Regions from separate parts of the Mus musculus genome. Here region 2 is linked to region 1. A link is a loop called in an ENCODE intact Hi-C map of the cell type or tissue named here. Cell type or tissue: left cerebral cortex. All regions are shown on one strand. Links, peaks and the distances in the headings refer to the core of each region. The heading gives the core; the rest is flanking DNA.

What was found. A loop is a pair of places that touch in the nucleus more often than their neighbours do. Peaks named below come from ENCODE experiments on the same cell type or tissue, not always from the same donor. Only the 100,000 strongest peaks of a DNase experiment are listed, where the experiment ranks them.
Region 2: it touches region 1 in a loop (3-fold over the local background); 2 of 42 quality-filtered maps call a loop at or near these places.

The regions. Positions count from the first base shown.
Region 1 is chr6:108,868,820-108,879,811 of GRCm38, forward strand. No RefSeq gene overlaps it. Among named protein-coding and RNA genes, the nearest start is that of Gm6749, 6.5 kb to the right of the region's middle. In left cerebral cortex, for the core only: a CTCF peak has its summit at 6,701; DNase peaks (open chromatin) are centred at 6,704 and 7,322; H3K4me3 peaks cover 355 bases; H3K27ac peaks cover 433 bases.
Region 2 is chr6:108,947,014-108,958,005 of GRCm38, forward strand. No RefSeq gene overlaps it. Among named protein-coding and RNA genes, the nearest start is that of Gm6749, 72 kb to the left of the region's middle. In left cerebral cortex, for the core only: no CTCF peak of the experiment used is centred there; a DNase peak (open chromatin) is centred at 5,546.

The sequences.
Region 1 (10,992 bases), core at 1,833-9,832:
AAGAAGGAAAGAAGGAAAGAAGGAAAGAAGGAAAGAAGGAAAGAAAGAAGGAAGGAAGGAAGGAAGGAAGGAAGGAAGGAAGGAAGGAAGGAAGGAAGGAAGTGCCACGTACTCCGGTCGAGTCAGCTTGACAGGCTGTGAAGCCTAAAAGCCACTCACAAGGCAGAGAGTTTCAAGGAAGCTCTCCTTCTGGAGTTTTGGCGTTCTCATACTCATACTCTATTCCCACGTTTGTCTGATGTATGGATCTATGAGCTCTCTTTTAATATTTTATTATAATTGCCCTTTAAGATTTAATTCTGTTATAGTTAGTTTCCCCAGTGTTCCAAGAACCCAGAAGCCTCCGAGCTTAGAATCCTGTGAGAAGGCAGCAAGGAAGTTTACCTATTCAGTAACTAATTAACCATTACAATAGACAGAGCCAGTGGTTCAACTGGTCTGCAGAAAGAGCCAGGGAATCTCACTTAGATAAAAATCTTTAGTACAGGCTACATTGCATATCAAAAGCAAGTTGGTATACTCTCCTGACAAATGGAGATTCTCCAGATAAGTTAAGAATTTAGCAAGGCCTAGGAAATTAGGGGTTTGTGATATTGCATTATTCTTGAGGCCTGCCAAGAGCAGAACCCCCTGGTGCTAGCCTTCACAAGGTTCAAAGGTATTAACACTAAAGTGTGAAATTCTTGCCTGTCATTAAGCTGATCCTAGGCAGGACTGCTTTATCTTTATTGTAAACATTTACCTGGTTCCTGTAATTCCTTTTGAAGTCATTCCTTTGTTTTGTACCTGGTAACTTCAATGTACCTTGCCTGATGTGACTTCCAACCCCTTATATTCTCTGTACTATAAAAAGCTTGATGCTCGAACTGACAAATACATTCAAATTCTACACAACCTCTCCTGTGTGCATCTATCTGTCGTCTCATCCAACGCTTTGCCCACCTGCGACTAGAGACCCGTTCCACACAGACATAGGGACCCAGAGGGACTGTGGCAAGGAAGGAAGGAAGGAAGGAAGGAAGGAAGGAAGGAAGGAAGGAAGGAAGGAAGGAAGGAAGGAAGGAAGGAAGGAAGACGGACGTGAAGTTGGGGGAAGGTCAGCGTTAGGGTTAGGGTGTGGTGGGGTGGCCATGAACCTGGGAGGAACTAGGTGGGAGGAGTTGGAGGTGAATGTGCCCAAAATACACTGTATGCACATATAAAATTCTCAAAAGTGAATGAAAATATTGTATTTTTATTCTTTGAGAATTTCATACAGCATGTATTTACCAAATTCTTTTCCATTTCTCAACATTTCCCTACCCCATGGACTTTATGTTCTTCATATGCTCATCTGCCTTATGTGTCTGGAAAAAGGTGTTGCCTTGAAATAGTCTGCCACCTCTGGTTCTGCCTTGGTGTTCTATTGCTGTGAAGAGACACCATGACCAAGGCAATTCTTCTAAAACAACACATTTAATTTGGGGCTTGCTTACAGTTTCATAGACCTAGTCCCCATTATAATCATGGCAGGGAGCATGGCAGCATGCAGGCAGGCATGGTGCTGGAAAAGTACCTGAGAGCTTATATCCCATACCAAGACCACACACCTAATCCTTCCAAACTGTACTGGCTAGTTTTATGTCAGCTTGGCACAAACTAGAGTCATCAGAGAGGAGGGAGCCTCATGTGAGAAAATGGTATCTATAAGGCTGGGCGATTGGCAAGCTTTTATGGCATTTTCTTAATTAGTGATTGATGGGGGAAGGCCCCACCCATTTGGGGTTGTGCCATTCTTGGGAATTTGGTCATGACTTCTATAAGAAAGCACACTGAGGAAGCCATGGGGGGCAAGCCAGTAAATCATACCCTTCATGACCTCTGTATCAGCTCCTGCCTCCAGGTTCCTGCCCTCGCTGCTTTTGATGATGAGATAAATCCTTTCTTCTTCAAGTTGGGTTTGGTTGTTTTATCACAGCAATGGTAACTCTACCTGAGAACTATGCAAATATGTACTTATGGGAGGCAGTCTCATTCAAACCACCACAGACTCTTACACTCTTTCTGAGTATTCTTCTGTATAGATATCAGAGCCTTGAGGGGAGGGTTATGATGAAGATATCCCATTCCAGTTAGTTGTGTTAATGACCATTTGCAAGAAAGTTTCTCTGCTGAGGTTTGAGTCATGCACTGATCTGTGCAGATAGCACTGTGGCATTAGGAGACATTTTATTGCTATGTTCATTTAGCAGAAGAATAGTACTAGATTCAAATCCCGCCCCATCTTTCTGGGTAATTAGCCAAAGAGTTTCAGACACCCCTCAAGCACTGTAGGGTGTTGTCAGTACTACTAGTTATCCCTCACAATCCAACAGTAAGAGCCTATTGCAGAAGACCGTAGGCTTAGATTTTTCAAAATCTACTTTTAATAAGGGTTCTTAAATGCTTTAACCTCCCTTCTAGCTCACCACCCACCAGAGGTAGTGGGAAGGAAAAGGTTAATAGAGCAAAGGGGCATGTGAACCTGTTTAGAAATTGTTCTTTGGAGCAAACCTAATCTGTGTTGTCAGGATATCAGCTGTTGGGTTCACAGGAATCAGCAGTAGCAGCAGCTTGATCCACCCACAAACACCGTTCACAAATCAGCAACTGAAGCCAGAAGAAATCTTGAGGCTCTGCCAATCGGCCTGAGTCTGAGAAAGTGGCAAGAAGCCACAGCAACACCATTAGAAGTTATGACAAACCATGGCCAGCAAAGAATGGCAAGGTGAATCAATACCATACGGTGTCATCAGTGAAGATCAGTGTCAGCAAAGCCCAACGATGCCCAGCAGAGAATGGTAAGGCACACCCATACCAAACAGCTCCATTCCCTGCCTGTTGGGTTATACTTATAGCCTTTCCAAACATCATGTGTTCTCTCAAGCATATGTTCTAGCAATGTATCACGTGCATTATTCCCGAGCTGCTTCCAGAAAGACACTAACCACGTGTCTGCTCTCAGCAAAAACATCCTCTCATAAGACTGCTTCCAGAAGAAAACATCACATGACACAACCGAGTCTCCAAAGAAACCAGAATTTTCTACTTGAGAAGATACCACACACTTATGGCATAGACTATGGGGAACTCTAGCTGGTGCTCAACTAGAATCTCCACCCCCACTGGCTAGCCTTTACAGTGATGGAAGGTACTATACATGCTACAGAAGGAGAAATGTATTCTTCAGTTTCACTGAGCTATAAATCCTGATATAGGACATAAAACCATGCCAGGAAGTTTGATAAGGTAGAGAGGTTGAGATCCAGAGACTCAGTGGGCACACACCTGAGACTTAGGCGACACCCCGCTCCCTGCCTGATTCCTGGCCTGGAATACATGCTATGCTTCTCACATAAAGAAACAGGTCCTATAGTCATGTAGGCCCAAAACAGAGTTTTCCCATGCTAATGAGGTACCTAGAGGCCTGAAAGGCTTAGCCAATAAGATTCCATTCCCAGACATTCCTCTCTGCAAAAGGTATTTAATCTCAGCTCCACCCTGAGAAGTGGATATGGTACAGTATGCATCCATTTTCCACCATGAACAGCCAATAAATTGTTTAAAACCATAGAATGTCTCTTTCATCAAGATCCTTTGTGGGGAGCTGTGAAGAAGGCATTTGACTACAGAGCTGCAACTTAATTCTCCCATAGAAGGCCTCTTTGTGCTCCCAGCCTGTCACCAAGCAAAGGACAATCACTGCTGGGACAAGCTGGAGCTCCCCTTTCTCCTGCCCAGTCTAGATGCTGGCCCCAGCTCATGGGCTTCCCTCTCCCCCAACTCTGTTCTCAGCTCTTCCATGATTCCCAGTAGTATCTGGACGTCCAAGAGTCTGAGAACCCCACAGCCCGGCCTTGTCACACGCCTCGGGGAACCCCTGAACCAGCTCCAGCTTCCTGAATCTCAGACTGTGCTTTCCCACCCCCAGAGCGGTGTCTTGGTGCTTCCTACAATCTGGCACCATCCTAGGTGGTGGCGTGGAATAAATTCAGTCAAACTCCTTGCATTTGGTCTCCCCAAGAGGCAGTGCCCAGCAGACGTGGATCCACACCCTGAGAGCTCTAATACAATATGCCCACGATGCAATAGTAGCACAAATGTTATGGCAGTAACTGCCCTAAGTAAGGGCTTCTACTGATGTGACAAAACACCATGATCAAAAGATCCCGGGGGAGGAACGGACTTATTTCAGCTTACAACTATCAGGTCGCATTTCATCACTGGGAGGAGTCATGGCAGAAACTCAAGGCAGAAACCAGGAGACAAGAACTGAAGGACAGCCCATGGAGGAGTATTGCTGGTTTGATTGCTTCTTCTTCTTCTTCATCTTCTTTTCTTTTTTTTAAAATATTTATTTATTTATTTATTTATTTATCTATCTATCTAATGTATATGGGTACACTGTAGCTGTACTAATGGTTGTGAGCCATCATGTGGTTGCTGGGAATTTGAATTCAGGACCTCTGCTTGCCCCAGCCCTGTTCGCTCCAGCCTAAAGGTTTATTAATTATTACATCTAAGTAGCTGTCTTCAGACACACCAGAAGGGGGTGCCAGATCTCATTATGGATGTTTGTGAGCCACCATATAGTTAGTTGCTGGAATTTGAACTCAGGACCTTCAAAAGAACAGTCAATGTTCTTAACCCCTGAGCCATCTCTCCAGTCTGTTTGATTGCTTCTTCTGGCTTGTTCAGACTGCTTTCTTATACTACCTGGCCCACCTGCCTATGGTGTCAGCTCCTCCTGTGGTCTGACCCTCCACTTCATCAACCATTAATGCACTTATAGACTTGCCACAGGTAAATGCTATAAAGGCATTTTCTCAACTGAGAGTCCCTCTTCCCAAACAACTGTCGTTCCTGTCAAGTTGACATAAAATTAATCAACACAGTAACAAAACAATTTTTATGTTGGATTAAGGACCTGCTTCATGAGACTGAACCCATACCTGATATTATTATGAGGCTGAGAAACTGAAAATATCGTATTTCAGCAATAAAAATGAAAAGAATGTGGAGGCAGCTCTAAGCCTAGCATCCAGGCCCCCCACTTCCCGTCCACGACTTCTCTCAAACTGCTACACAAGCAAGGAACCCTGTCTGTCAGCAATCCTGGAGAAGGGTTGCTTCTATACACCCAGACTTCCTGTCTGTTGGAACAGCTTCATTTCTGCCTCACCCCACGTTCACAGGAGAACTGAATACACTTGAAGCCCTCCTTGCCCAGAACCTGTAAGTAAAACTTACATGCGTATGTCTTTATTTACAGTATATTGAATTTGTACTTATCATCTGAAGAACCAGGGTCCGACCTGGGTCAGGGTCTGGCTAACAGTTCTAGAGTGATTCTTTGGACTCAGACCATTGGCTGACACCATTGGAAGCCCCCGTGAGGACACTGGTTGTAGGCACCCGGAAGTCACCCTGGCAGAAGGGTCATCTTGTGAAATCTCTGTCCAGCTCCCATTCATTCGGCTTCCAGCTGATGGCTACCAGCGTTGGTTCTAAAGCCACTTTATCTACGGATTCTCAAAACAAGGTCTTTTTCCTTTTATTTCTTTCATCAGATGTGATTGATCATGGAGTAACACATAGAGGCCTTTTAAGGCAAATACTGGTGACAGTTTTGCACAGCTTGCATAGCAGTCTCTCTGTGTTAGGGACTGAAGATTTAGGCCCCTTCTTTCCCATTCCCCTGTTGAAATTCAGGCCTGAGTATGGGATTAGGATGTGGGGCCTTTGGGAGTTGATTAAATTAATGAAGGCAGAAGGATCCCTCATGATGGGATTCGTGTTTTCCTGAGGAAGAGTCACCTACATCTGCCGCTTTGTCATTTAAAAACGGGAAGCTGCCAAGATGCAAAGGGGAAACCACTCTCCCCAGAACCAGGCGATGCACTAGTCCAGGGGCTTGTAGCCTCCAGAACTGTGAGAAAATGAAGCTCGTCCCGTAAACTCCCAAGCTGATAATCTGTTTTGGCAGCTGGAGTTGTGAGTTGAAGACAGTGTGAATGCTAAATCTCATTAAGTGCATTTTAACACGCTAATGATATCTGCTTTCCCAAGTTGTGAAATATAAGTCAGAGATTTAGTTTGTTCTGGTGCAGTGCAAACAATGCCCACAACATCCATCAGGTTATGGGGCAGGGCACATGCACATCATCCCTTGGAGAAACTCACCAGGTATTTGTGATTCGTCCAACCCTGTTGGTTCTAGTGTACCCTTACTCTTTGCCTTCCGGGGCCACAAACAAAGAAGAACAGTTGCCAATAGGTTACTAGAACACTTCTGAGTGGGTCTCTGGGTAGAAAGGGTTTAATTTTTGTAGCTCCCTCATGAAAAGAGCTTTTAATGAAAATGTAGCTATTTGCTTCTACAGTGCCATCGGGACTTGCTGGATCACGGAATCTCAGAGTCTCTTGAACTTGCCTCAGACTGTTCCTGGGAATTAGAGAAGTGCTGTTCAGGGGGCCAGTGGGCAATAAGAAAACCAATAACAACATAGTTTTCATGGCCTCAAGAAAAGGCTTCTAAATATAACTGTAGGTTTTTAGGCCTCTACTTTTAAATGCTATCCAACTGTGGAAAAGGGTCATTTTCTCCCATGGCCTTAAAGACATCCTGTGTTTCAGTGTTAGGTTATAAATATAGTTGCAAATACTGTTCATTTCCACAAGAGACCACTATTGCTTTGCTTTTTCTAGTGGTGCCTGCGGAAAATAGAGTTAGAACAGCCCAGGAGGTGAAAAAAAAATAACTGTTCCCAAACCCCAAACAAACAAAAAACAAAACCAATCTAGTATTTTTAAATATAGCACAGACCCTGTCTCAGAAAAAAAAAAACAAGAAAAAAAACATAGTATAAAATATGATCTCATGGTCCTTTGGAAGCTTGTGTTAAAGTCCTGGTGTGTGTGCTGACTGCAATGAGGGGTGGTGGTCGTAATGAGAACATCACATCTGTGTGGGGGTCTTAGTTGTCGAGTCGCAGGTCTTAAATGTGTGTGACCTGGCTAATACAGTATCCTGTGCTCAGCATTTTCATTTTCCAGAGAGTAATCCTGAGGTGTAGGGAAGGGCCACACACTGCTTAGTTAGATGGCAATAGTTCAGCACCAGCAATAAGAATGGGAAAGGAGAAACGGAGACTCGTTCTCTGGAAAGCACACCAGGGTTTTCTCGGTGTTCAGGTGGGTGGTTTCCTTTTCGTTTGTGACATTGTTTTCAGCTGGACAAGGATATGAGACAAAGCTTAGAAGGCTGCCCCTGTCTCCACACGCAATCAAGAACAATGCCAGATTGGGAGGTTCCCCTCGGGGCTTTCTGAGCCTCTCTTTCTTGTCACCTATCACCACCAGCGGCTTCTCTACTTCCTAGACCCTCCTACTGCTTCCTGTCTGTTTTCAGTTTCCATGAGCTATATAAGCAGAAGACAGGAGCCGTCATCAACAGTTGTGGGACTGAAGCCAGACTCTTCTCCAAATTAGTATTCTTCCCAGGTCTCCTGATTTTCAGCCTGTCACATAGGTTTTGGGAGGTGGTTCAGTCAGTGATGTTCAGAGGCTTGGACGACAAAAGATGGATATGCTTAGCAAATCCTCCTCCCCCCTCCCCCTCCCCTCCCCCTCCCCTCCCCCTTCCCCTCCTCATCCTCCCCCTCCCCTCCCCCTCCCCTCCCCCTTCCCCTCCTCCCCCTCCTCCTCCTCCCTCTCCTCCTCCTCCCCCCTCCCCCTCCTCCTCCTCCTCCTCCCATCTACTCTCTTTTCAGCTACAGCTCGTAGTTCTGAGACTACATCAGAGTTCTCCTTTGTGATCTCTTTATGGCTTTGCTACTGGACAGTGGTCCTCAGACTTGAATATGAATCCCTGGGAGTGGCTGCTAAACCATTTCCGACAGCAGGAAATCAGACTCCACCTTTCAGAGGAGTCTGAAACACAGGATGTCTTTAAGGCCATGGGAGAAAATGACCTTTTTCCACAGTTGGATAGCATTTAAAAGTAGAAGCCTAAAAACCTACAGTTATATTTAGAAGCCTTTTCTTGAGGCCATGAAAACTTTGTTGTTATTGGTTTTCTTATTGCCCACTGGCCCCCTGAACAGCACTCCTTTCTCAGGTGGTCCAAGATCCCTCAGTGGATCACAGCACTGAGAGTTTGCTGGGAGACTATTGCCCTGTCTGGCCCTCAAATCCTTCGGGGACTGATTTAACAAGGATTGCAAAAGTGGCTACCTGCTTTCCATCCCTATGGACTCTGCTGTTCAGTAGCTGTTGCATTAGCATGGGAAAAACTGTAGAAAGAGGCAGTCTCCCCAGGAGAACTTGTTTCTTACAAATGTGGCTTCTGAAATAGCAGCCACACCACTTGGGAACTGGTCAGCTGTGCATATTTAAGGGCCACACTCCAAACATACTACACGTGAAACTCTTGGAGATCAGACCCTGGCCCCCCTGTGCAGTAAAGAGCTGGCTCGGTGAGTCCCAATAAAGATGCAGCTTTCCCAATGTGAGGGTCGGGGTCCCTTCCTCTGTACCAGGTGTGACATACCTTGAGATCTATTTGTTATGTCCCTGTTGTCTGCAGTTTCCATATCCCAGTTTTCAATTTCCTATGGTCAATTGAAGACCAAAAATACTAAATGGAAAATTCTAAAAATAAGCAAGTAGTAAGTTTTATGTTTATTATAGAACGTTGTTGTGATTGTCTTGTTTTTACTATCACTGCTAATTTCTTCTAACTTTTCCTAATTTAGAAGATAAACTATCATAGGTATCAATAGGAAGATAAGAGCATATATGGGGATCAGTAGTACCGTCTACGATTTAAGGCACTCCTGGGGGGTTTGGAACCCATCCTTTGTGATAAAGGGGAATTTCCAGCCTTAAGCTTACAGGAGCAAGGATGGGAGCTGTTCCCCGCTCTCCTGTGTGTGTGGACAGTGAGCATCTATTAAGCATCTATTAGGTGTACTCATAAATGGTTATTTATTTATTTTACTCTCTAATGTTATCTTGTTGCCTAGCCTATGTGTTATTAATAGGTGAAAGGTAGTTTGCTACTTCAGACTCAGTTATTCAACAAATACTAAGTACTATTATGTACCAGGTATTCCTAACACAAGTGGGAATATGGTGATGTAATTATGCCTTTGTATAAACAAACAAACAAGCAAACACTACACCTTAGTTACTTCCTTCTTTCTTTCTTTCTTTCTTTCTTTCTTTCTTTCTTTCTTTCTTTCTTTCTTTCTTTCTTTCTTTCTCTTCCTTCCTTCCTTCCTTCCTTCCTTCCTTCCTTCCTTCCTCCCTCCCTCCCTCCCTCCCTCCCTCCCTCTCTCTCTCTCTCTCTCTCTCTCTCTCTTTCTTTCTCTCTTTTTTCCAAGACAGGGTTTCTCTGTATGGCCCTGGTTGTCGTGGAACTCACTTTGTAGACCAGGCTGGCCTCGAACTCAGAAATCCACCTGCCTCTGCCTCCCGAGTGCTGGGATTAAAGGCGTGCGCCACCAAGCCCGGCTCCTTAGTTACTTTTTTATTGCTATCAAAAACCACCATGACCAAGACAACTTATAAAAGAAAGTACTTAGTTTGAGGGCTCATAGTTCAGGGGATCAGAGTCCATGACCATTGGTGGGAAACATGACAGCAGGTAGGCAGGCATAGTGTTGGAGCAGTAAGTTAGAGCTTACACACTGAGACAACAACCAGAAGGTAGAGAGAGTCTGAGTTAACTGGGGATAACATGTGCTTTTAAAACTTCAAATTCCACCTCTAGTGACACACCGTCTTCAACAAGGCCACATCTTCTAATCTTTCCCAAACATTCCTACTGAGGACCAAATATTCAAGTATATGAGCCTACGGAGGCCATTCTTATTTAAATTACTACACAGTATAATAGCAAACAATAGCCAGAGCTTTGAGGCGGAAATAGGGGCTGAGGATAGTTATTTGGGTGAAGAGGCAGCTACCTGTATTTTCTTGAGTAGCAGAATGGCTGCTTCCGTATTTGTTTTAATCCTTGCACTGGGAAGACCATGTAAAAGAAACTTTGATTCTGTTGGAACTGTCATCTCTGAGGCTTACTGACCTCATCTGCTAATCTCAGCCTAGTCCCGGAAGCTTCTAGCCTCCTCTCTACAATCTTATCTAGGCCTAGAATGTTTTCAGCCTCCAATTTATAAATACATTTACCCTTTCTTATCCTTTCAGAGCTCTGACTGGCTGGTTAAACTCAGCTGTCCTGGCTCAAACTCCTCTTCAAGCTGACTGATTCAATCCATCTTCTTTCTTGGGCTCTGACCGAATTGTTCTGCTTGGCCTCAAACTAACTCTGGCAATCTGTTCTAACTTATCGTCTTCTCATTCTCTGGCTCATTCTTCCTTTACCCGTGTCTAGCTTGCTTTCTCTCCAACCTATCTCGCTAAAACTCTCCCAGGAATCTGCCTTCTCTCCTTTCTCTCTCTTTGCACTGCTCTCCTAAGCAGCTTCCCTTTCCTCTCTCTTCTCATGAGAATCGGACGCATCCTATTCTGTCAGATCTTTGATTTGTCACTTTGTGTGCCCTTCAGTCAGACATTACTTTGAAACATGGGTGTTTCCTTCTGCAACCTAGCTTTACCTTTCCTGTTTGGGATTAAGGTGTGTACTAAGTCCGTGTCTGAAGTCCAGCCAGAGGGATTAGAGATGAGTGCTAAGGCTGAGCCACACCACTACTATAAGCAGGGTTTCCCAGTAAACAACAGTCTCATGGTTCACAGTGTGATCAAATATCCTGCAACAAGAACACCTTGGTTTTCACCCTGTGTCTTTCAGTCCCCAAAGTTCCATCTTCCTTATCCACTGTTTTGGGAGCAGGAACAGGACCAAGATCTGTGAAATCAAAGCATCTATCACTTTAGCTCCAGCAACGGGCACAAGCTATGTAAGGGGAATTCAGCTGGGCGCTTTTCCTAGATGATACTGGGAAGACA
Region 2 (10,992 bases), core at 1,146-9,145, 78 kb after region 1:
TTGTGATAGATGCTTGGATGGGGACTCCAATACTCTTGATCAAACTTATTTCCTTTTATCTCAAACAATGGTGCTTTAGAAAAATTATAGGAATATCATGTGTGTGTGTTCCTACTGTTACTCCATCACATATGACATGGTGTTGCATGCCATCTTTATTTAGGTTTCAAACTTCCAGGTCAGTATTCCTTTTTTATTGCAGATAAAATGGAACCAGAGCTGAGATCTGTGCTTGAACTTGCTCAGGTCACAGAGCAAGTAAAGAATATTCAGTCACTCTCCAAAACTAACACTCTATTGCTCAAATTTCAACCACGAATGTATTCATTAGGATTATTGTTGAACTGAGCCTGTAGGCTCATATCTGTAATTCCAGTAGTTGAAAGACTAAGAGTATTGCCATGAGTTTCATGCCAGTGTGAGATACATAGTGGTTCCAGAATAGTTTGGGCTACTCCTTTTCAAAAAATAAAACTAAAATTGTACCCAACTTTTTAATTCTCTTTTGAGACTCTATAATATTAATAGAAGTGTTTTGTATTTAAAGCTGAGTTTAAGTTAAACCAAAGGCTCCAGGCTAAAACATAACTAAAAAAGATTGTTTAGTCTTTAGCTTATAGTGGAATGATAAAATTGTTTTACTTATAGTAATATGAAAACAATATCTATTGAGTAGAAAGTATACATGAACATTTGGGCTTTTGTCTTCTCCTATGCTTATGACATGCTATTAAATATTCTCTTTGATGCTCTGGACTGAGACTGAATTTCTCCAAGTCAATCATATGATCACCAGGAGACTAACTGACTCAATTGTTCTACTGTATATGAGTTTACAAAATTATGGTTTTACTAGGTTATTAAATGCATTTAAACTTGTGGAATTTTCAGTGTATAAAGTGCTTGTAGGTATAATCCAATTCTAAGTTGAGGACACATTTAGTCACATTTAATTGCATAGAAAACATTTTGGTTAACCTGTATCAACTGTACAAATTAGTAGGATTCTGTGGGATATTTTAATATCTGTGCACTAATGACATTCATACCCCCCTCCCATTTATCTGTCTTTTTACGACCATTCCCAACATCTTGCACTTACTAGTCTATGTTTAGGTCAATATTTTTTCTTTTATGCTTTTCATATGAAAAAGAAAGTGGTACCTGTCTTTCTGTGCCTTGATAATTTCACTTAGCATAAGCGCTTCTCTTCCATTCTGTGTAGGACAGGATTTCATTCCTCTCTATGGCTTAATTATAACCACAAATTGTATATGTGTGCCTGCCATGTTTTCTTTGTGCATTTATCTGTTGATGGGCATCTAAACTTATATCATATCTTAGCTTTAATGAGCAGCCCTGCAGTAAATACAGGCACTCAGGTCTATCCTTAACACGCTGAGTTTATTTCCTGTGGACATGTACATGTATTCAGAAGTAGAATAACTCGTTCATATGGTAGTTTTATTTTTAGTCTTTGTAAGAGCCTCCAGATTGTTTTACATACTGATTGTAGCAATTATCCTCATTCTCACAAACAGTGTACGAGACTTCCCTTTAATCATTTTATCACTGTTATTATTATTATTCTGATAATAGCCATTTTAACTATGTGAGGTGATATGTCATGGTTGCTAAGGTTTGCATTTCTCTGGTGGCTGGTGCTATTAAGCATGCTTCATATATTTATTGGTCATTTATATTTTTGCTGTTGACTAGGTTTTTTTTTTTTTGAGAAATGGTATTGGGGAATATATTGAAATTGGCATTCAAAATGAATTCCAGCAAAATAACAAGGTAAGGGCAATGCTAGCTTTTGCTTGTTATGAAGGTCTCTGTTTACTTTTCTGCCCCAGAGGGGAAAACTGAGTAAATCATTTTATGGAGCCGGGAATGGAGATAGCTGGCTCCTCTCAATATGTCCTAGATCTACACAGCAAGGGTTTCCTTTTGATGATCAGTTCAAGCTGCTTCGTAAAGGGGAGTAGGCTCCAGTACCAGGGAGCAGCTGAGATGGCTCTCTGGAGTCCTTGATACTAAGCTGTGTTTAGGTCACAATCAATGTGCAGAGACTGGAGCTGAAGGGAATGTCAAAGAATAAGAAAAGGTATCAACTTTTCTTCTCAGAGCATTGACTTTAGCACTGTTCTATAAATAATGACTTAACATGTGTTTCATCAAAATTTGATGCATGTATACACTTGAAAACTCACACACATATATATGTAAATATATGTATGTTTAAGTTCATTGAGTTGGTTGGTTTAGTGGAGAGCTGCCATTATCAGAAATAAGAGTTAAGCTTTGATGTATCTGAAGTAGATTATTGCTGTTTCATAAATAAATGCCTAAATTGTAGCATTGCTCATAAAGATAGAATCTAAGTCAGGAGCTCAAACTGAAGACTCTTAGGAGAGAACTTGAACTCTGAGTGGCAATGGCCTGTGAGGGAGGTGGGATGCTCTTTGTCCTTTTGTTGCTTTGAACCCACTGCTGTCCTTCAAATGTTCCTCCTTGATCCCAGTAATACAAGGATGCTTGGTTTATTTGCCAATCTTATAACTTCTGTGCTTATTTTTCTTCATTCTTTATTATTCTTTACCATTCTTAACACAGTGCATGAAGCAAGCAGATTTTCATAATGTTTTGGTTGCAAAGACACAAGCAAGGCTTTAAAAAAATTAGTGATTGAAAATCTTAATGTGATTTGGATCAAAGTCTCTATGTAACCTTCACTGGATCTCAGTTCCCATCAATTCTGACTGCTTGTTGCTGTTGGGAGTCAGAATGGTGCAGCCACTGTGGAATTCGGTGTAGAGGTTCCTTACACGTCCAGCCATATGACTCCTAGGCATATACCCAAAGGAGTGTCTATCCTACCTACCACAAAGATGCTTGTCCATCGGTGTTCATTGGTGCTCTGTTCGTATTAGACAGGAAATGGAAACGCTCTCAAATTCTATCACCTGAAAAATGTATAATGAACAATGGAATATTATTCAGCCATTAAAAACATAAAGTTATAAAATTTACAGGTCAATGCATGGAGCTGGAAACAGTCACTCTGAGTGATATAACCCAGACCCCATAATACAAACATCAAGTTTCTACTCTTATTTGTGGATGTTAAAGTTGGAATCTGTAGCTAACCTCCATAGAGGTTGACGGCTTACTAATTCCTAAGTATCTACTTTGGAGATCACAGTATTTTAGGATGGATTTTTTTTTTTTATTCCAAACATATCCCATGGTCCACAAACCCTGCAGCCATAGTGTGAATACTCATGCTCAAATAGCCTAAACCATGTCAATAATTTAAGGGCACCATGGCTGCTGAGTGACTTCTCCAGTGGATTTCCTGTGTTGGTATTATACTGTTTTGTTTCTAAGCCTGGTGACCTGTTGTTGGCCAGTTGAAAGTTGGAAGCAGTCCCCTAGAGGGGCTAGGGGCATTACCAAGGCTGATGCTCTGTGTGAGATTAGGGTGGCAGAGTAGAAACCCAGTTTTAAAATTAAGGCTGCCATGCGTCACTGGAGTGGGTTCAGTAGTGAAAAGTTCTTCCTGCTGAATCTTGTGGTGTGCAGAATTAGACATTGAAAACTTCCCTGTCAACAAAACGTCAGGTTTCACATCTGGGGTACAGCCTGATCATTATGGAGATGGGTGAGTGATGTCATCTGTGATGCAAGGACAGATGCTGATTGCCCCACAGAAGAGAATGTGGGCTTATGGGATGTTAGCTTGATACCATTTCAGAGCCTTTGGTGAGTTCTGGGATTTGGAGTTCTAGGAGTGAGTGGGTGAATTGTTTTTGTTGAGGGTCGTCAGAATCACTCTTAGGTTTTCTGATTTGTAAGGGGGACTCAATGGACTGAGCACAAAGTTGTACAATCAAGATTAACTGCAGTGCAAAAGACAAAGAACAATCTGTGAAAGCACAGGCTCATGGGACCAGGTCTAGAGGAGATCAGGGAGAATTTTCCAAAGAGCCTGTCAGGTAGTGCATGCTCTGCTCTTCTGTGTGAAGTGTTGTCTCCGAACAGAAGTCCTGGAAAGACTCAGTGACCAAAGTTTTTACTTTCCTTTTTCTCCAGGAGGGGTGGGCTATGGAACATATCAACATTCCCGCACAAGGAAAGCATGAAGCACACTGATGTATAGGTGGTTTATGTGGAGCGATAATGAACCAGTTTTGTCATGGTGGGAACCCTTATTTAATCTGAACTCTAAGTTTTGCAAGTAGATCTCATGAAGACAGATTTGGAATTGCTGAAGGTAGAGCTCCTTCCACACAGCTGCCTACATCCCAATCAAAAAGAGATGTTGAGGCTGGGGAGAGGGCTCAGTTGATAAAGTCCTTACTGTGTGTGCATGAGGACTTGAGTTGGTTGTCTAATATACATGGAACACCTGTGTTCTCAGTGCTTGAGAGGCAGAAACAAACTGTGTGCAAAAAACAAGATAGATAAAGGTAAGAAATGAATTAGGAAGACACCTGACACAAACCGCTGGTATTTACTCAGGTGCCTATGTACACATACACATGTGCCACACATGAAAACACACACACACACACACACACACACACACACACACACACACACTCACACCACTGTAATGCCACTCCTCGCAGTAAAGGGAGAACCTAGCCGAAGAGAAGCTTCTAATTTTGTGGGTTTGCAAATAATGAATTGAGGTTAATTCTGCAGCAGACTTCATGGTGGGGTGAGAAAGTAGAAATCACAGGATTGGTGGATCGGATTACATGTCTTACGTGTCTTCATGGAGTACTATGGCAGTTTTATCAGCATTTTTGATTCCTTTCCAGGTAAGACTGCTACCAATTGTAGAGGTTTTTTTTTTTTTTTTTTTTTTTTTTAATTTAACTTCATTAGTGTGAAGCCCACTGAGTCTGGCCACTGTCTTGTTTTCAAGTTCCCTCAAAGTACTCTGCCCTGAGCTTTATTCTCTACTCTCAAATTCAAGAGGTGTGATTCATATCAGGTTCAGTTTTAAAACCTTTAAGAGTTACACATGGTATACAGTAAGTGTCCCATAAATGTTTACTCAGCCCCTTACAAGACTTGGCATTTAGCAACTATAGGGTCATTCTTTTTTTTTTTTTAAATATATTTTATTAGGTATTTTCCTCATTTACATTTTCAATGTTATCCCAAAAGTCCCCCATACCCTCCCCCCACTCCCCTACCCACCCATTCCCCTACCCACCCACTCCCACTTTTTGGCCCTGGCATTCCCTGTACTGGGGCATATAAAGTTTGCAAGTCCAATGGGCCTCTCTTTCCAGTGATGACCAACTAGGCCATCTTTTGATACATATGCAGCTAGAGTCAAGAGCTCCGGGGTACTGGTTAGTTCATAATGTTGTTCCACCTATAGGGTTGCAGATCCTATAGGGTCATTCTTAAAGACAGTGTTCATCTTAAAGCCTGTACCAAAGACCCAGATTTTACTAATTTAAGACCGCACAGGAGGGGAAACTCCCAGCTGAGGTTGACACAAAAAATGTAAGCAAGTGAAGTTAAAAATAAAGGCAGTGTGGGATTCCTCATTTCAGACAGGCTGTGACAGCGCCAAGTGTCATGCCGTTCTGAGTGTTGAGGGAGGAATATATTTAGATGGTTAACAAGGGGAGGGGGATTCTATCACTGCTTGAAAAGCCGAGACACCAAATGGAATAAAAATTTCCTTGACAGGAAGGAGCACGATATTGTGCTCCCCTCTCTGCCCCCAAAGTCCCTGAGCGATATAACACACTTTCATAACTCCCAAGTACAATCTAGGTCACCTGTCCCTGAAATAGTGGAATCTAGTGAACAGGGCACACAGTATCTAACCCCAAACCTAGAGTAACTGTTAGGAATGCTTCATCCTCGACATTTCTTATTTCATAACAAAGTCATCACCATAGGGCATCAACCATGGAACTAACCTGTGCATCAATAGTTTTCTCAAACCTTTTGGCTGAAGAAACTTCACTTGCAGAAGTACAGGATACAGGCAGAGAAAGTGGGCCTGCTGTGGTGGAAGTGGCTGAGCTAATTGTTTGTCTTCTGTCCACTGGCCCCAAATTACAGTACTGTGGAACCCCCTGGAGATAGGAAATATAGGAAATAGCAGGACTGCTGTGTGTAGGTTGTGTACATACTTATGTGAAAATATGCCTCAGAGCAGAGCTAGAAAGAAATCATTAGAGAAATATAAGCTCTTTGTAGATGAGAAAGTTGAAGCATAAGGTGATCAGTGCAGTATCCATAGGCTACTTGCAGAGGCAGGGTTTGAACTCATGAACAATGACTGTTCATTTTTCTTTCTTTCTTTTTTTTTTGGAGACAAGGTCTCATTTAGCACAGGCTGGTCTGGGACTCACTGTTTGGCCAAGGATGACTTTAAGCTTTTGATCCTCCTGCCTCTACCCCTGGAGGGCTAAGATTGTAGGCCTGTGCCACCATGCCTACTTTATGTAGTACTCAAGATCAAACCCAGGGCCTCATGCATGCTAGGCAAGAACTCTACCAAGAAAGCTACATCCCCAGTCCAGTGACTTTCAATTTCCAGGTATTACAGAGACTTTCTAATCTCTAGGCTCCTTTTAACCCATCCATGATAAAAATAACCCCAGGGCTGCAACCAAGGGCCAGGGAATAATGCATGTATACTTCAGAGAAGAAACAAAAGTAGAAGTGTCTTTGCAGTCAAGGAATGTTTTCAAAAGTGTCAGCTTGAGGATACAAGTAGGTCATCTACCATCCTTCTTTTAATTCCTGATGGGGGAAGCAAAGCTGAGGCACTACTGGTATTGGAGACTTCCCAGCAAGGAATTCAGGTAATAAACGACATTGAGTTTGTGCTAGTTTTCTCATAACCATGACAACATATCTGACAGTAACAATTTATGGGAAGAAAGGGTTTTGGCTTACAGTTTCAGTAAGATTTCAGTCCACCATGCAGTTGAAATCTTGTAGCAGCATGAGCCAAGGAAGCGAAGAGCTCAGGGCCAGCATGAGGTGTATACAAACCTTCAAAGGCTTGCTTCTAGCCAGGACTGCAACTTCCAAAGGCTCTACAACCTTCAAAGTTCGGGCTCTAAGCTGGGGGATCGAATGCTCAAAATAGGAGCCTCTGGGGACATTTTAGATTCTAGGCAAAGGTTGAACTTGACAAGCTGCGACTGCAGCCAGTTTTTGCAGTAGCTCATGATTGATAGCTTCCACCAATCACCAAGAGCAGCATTAGGTATTCTTCCTGCTTCCTGCTTCTTCCTGCCTCACCTGTGTGTAGGGCCAAAAGAGTAGATTTTTACCTCCAAATTTATATGTGAAAATCTTAACATGTGAGTTATTTAACATCTAGCGCTACTGAAAATGATTAGAGTTGGAGTTTGGCCTTTAAAGAGGTCACTAGAATAAATGGACTCGTATTGGTGATACTTGTTACCCTAAGAAGAGATTAGGGTACAGAAAGGTCCAGAAGAAAAAGCACACAAAGAGGAAACACAGCTATCTGTAGCCAGGGAGAGACCTCAGAACAAGCTAATCAAGGTCTACCGGCCTTCAGTTAGAACTTAGTACTAGGCCCGGCCTGAGAGGTTTGTGGCACAGGCGCCGGCGGGAGCCTTCTTGGCTCTGGGACTCCGCGGAGGGCAGGCTGCACGGGTGACCGTGTGGAATACAGAGTGCCAGCCGTTTTCTGGGACGGGCGAGAGTCGCAGAGCTTCTGGGCGGCGCCATCTTCAGCTCCAGATAGCCGGCCACCTTCCTGGTGAGAGCACGGGGGTCTGCCAGGCCTGAGAGGTTTGTGGCACAGGCGCCGGCGGGAGCCTTCTTGGCTCCGGGACTCCGCGGAGGGCAGGCTGCACGGGTGACCGTGTGGAATACAGAGTGCCAGCCGTTTTCTGGGACGGGCGAGAGTCGCAGAGCTTCTGGGTGGCGCCATCTTCAGCTCCAGACAGCCGGCCACCTTCCTGGTGAGAGCACGGGGGTCTGCCCGGCCTGAGAGGTTTGTGGCACAGGCGCCAGCGGGAGCCTTCTTGGCTCCGGGACTCCGCGGAGGGCAGGCTGCACAGGTGACCTTGTGGAATACAGAGTGCCAGCCGTTTCTGGGACGGGCGAGAGTCGCAGAGCTTCTGGGAGGCGCCATCTTCAGCTCCAGACAACCAGCCACCTTCCCGGCAAGAGCCACAGAGCTTCTGAGGCAGCGCCATCCTCAGCTCCAGACGGCCGGCCTCCTTCCGGACAAGAGCCACAGAGCTTCTCAGGCGGCGACATCTTCGACTCCAGACAACTGGCCACCTTCCTGGCCAAAGCAACACAGCTTCTGGGAAAGATCCTGTTTTGGGCCTTCACCTTCAGCCAGGAGGAGGTCCAAACACCAGATAACTGTACACCTTCCCTGAAAGAGGAGAGCTTGCCTACAGAGACTGCTCTGACCACTGAAACTCAGAGAAGAGAGCTTGTCTCCCACGCCTGCTGATAGAGGGTAACAAAATCAACAGAGGAACAATCTCTTAACAAAGACAACTATAACAACTAACTCCAGAGATTGCCAGATGGCGAAAGGTAAACGTAAGAATCCTACTAACAGAAGCCAGGACCACTCACCATCATCAGAACCCAGAACGCCCACTTCGCCCAACCCAGGACACCCTAACACACCTGAAAAGGTAGACCTGGATTTAAAAGCATATCTCATGATGATGGTAGAGGACATAAAGAAGGAATTCAATAACTCACTTAAAGAAATACAGGAGAACACTGCTAAAGAGTTACAAGTCCTTAAAGAAAAACAGGAAAACACTGCTAAAGAGTTACAAGTCCTTAAAGAAAAACAGGAAAACACAACCAAACAGGTAGAAGTCCTTATAGAAAAACAGGAAAACACATCCAAACAGGTGATGGAAATGAACAAAACCATACTAGACCTAAAAAGGGAAGTAGACACAATAAAGAAAACCCAAAGTGAGGCGACGCTGGAGATAGAAACCCTAGGAAAGAAATCTGGAACCATAGATGCCAGCATCAGCAACAGAATACAAGAGATGGAAGAGAGAATCTCAGGTGCAGAAGACTCCATAGAGAACATCGGCACAACAATCAAAGAAAATGGAAAATGCAAAAAGATCCTAACTCAAAACATCCAGGAAATCCAGGACACAATGAGAAGACCAAACCTACGGATAATAGGAGTGGATGAGAATGAAGATTTTCAACTCAAAGGACCAGCAAACATCTTCAACAAAATTATTGAAGAAAACTTCCCAAATCTAAAGAAAGAGATGCCCATGAACATACAAGAATCCTACAGAACTCCAAATAGACTGGACCAGAAAAGAAATTCCTCCCGACACATAATAATCAGAACACCAAATGCACTAAATAAAGATAGAATACTAAAAGCAGTAAGGGAAAAAGGTCAAGTAACATATAAAGGCAAGCCTATCAGAATTACACCAGATTTTTCATCAGAGACTATGAAAGCCAGAAGAGCCTGGACAGATGTTATACAGACACTAAGAGAACACAAATGCCAGCCCAGGCTACTATACCCAGCCAAACTCTCAATTACCATAGATGGAGAAACCAAAGTATTCCACGACAAAACTAAATTCACCCATTATCTCTCCACGAATCCAGCCCTTCAAAGGATAATAACAGAAAAAAACCAATACAAGGACGGGAACCACGCCCTAGAAAAAACAAGAAGATAATCCCTCAACAAACCTAAAAGAAGACAGCCACAAGAACAGAATGCCAACTTTAACAACAAAAATAACAGGAAGCAACAATTACCTTTCCTTAATATCTCTTAATATCAATGGACTCAATTCCCCAATAAAAAGACATAGACTAACAGACTGGCTACACAAACAGGACCCAACATTCTGCTGCTTACAGGAAACCCATCTCAGGGAAAAAGACAGACACTACCTCAGAGTGAAAGGCTGGAAAACAATTTTCCAAGCAAATGGTCTGAAGAAACAGGCTGGAGTAGCCATTCTAATATCGGATAAAATCGACTTCTAACCCAAAGTTATCAAAAAAGACAAGGAGGGACACTTCATACTCATCAAAGGTAAAATCCTCCAAGAGGAACTCTCAATTCTGAATATCTACGCTCCAAATGCAAGGGCAGCCACATTCATTAAAGACACTTTAGTAAAGCTCAAAGCACACATTGCACCTCACACAATAATAGTGGGAGACCTCAACACACCACTTTCATCAATGGACAGATCGTGGAAACAGAAACTAAACAGGGACACAGTGAAACTAACAGAAGTTATGAAACAAATGGACCTAACAGATATCTACAGAATATTTAATCCTAAAACAAAAGGATATACCTTCTTCTCAGCACCTCACCTGACCTTCTCAAAAATTGACCATATAATTGGTCACAAAATAGGCCTCAACAGATACAAAAATATTGAAATTGTCCCATGTATCCTATCAGACCACCATGGCCTAAGACTGATCTTCAATAACAACATTAAGAATGGAAAGCCAACATTCACGTGGAAACTGAACAACACTCTTCTCAATGATACCTTGGTCAAGGAAGGAATAAAGAAAGAAATTAAAGACTTTTTAGAGTTTAATGAAAATGAAGCCACAACGTACCCAAACCTTTGGGACACAATGAAAGCATTTCTAAGAGGGAAACTCATAGCTCTGAGTACCTCCAAGAAGAAACGGGAGAGAGCACATACTAGCAGCTTGACAACACATCTAAAAGCTCTAGAAAAAAAGGAAGCAAATTCACCCAAGAGGAGTAGACGGCAGGAAATAATCAAACTCAGGGGTGAAATTAACCAAGTGGAAACAAGAAGAACTATTCAAAGAATTAACCAAACGAGGAGTTGGTTCTTTGAGAAAATCAACAAGATAGATAAGCCCTTAGCTAGACTCACTAGAGGGCAAAGGGACAAAATCCTAATCAACAAAATCAGAAATGAAAAGGGAGACATAACA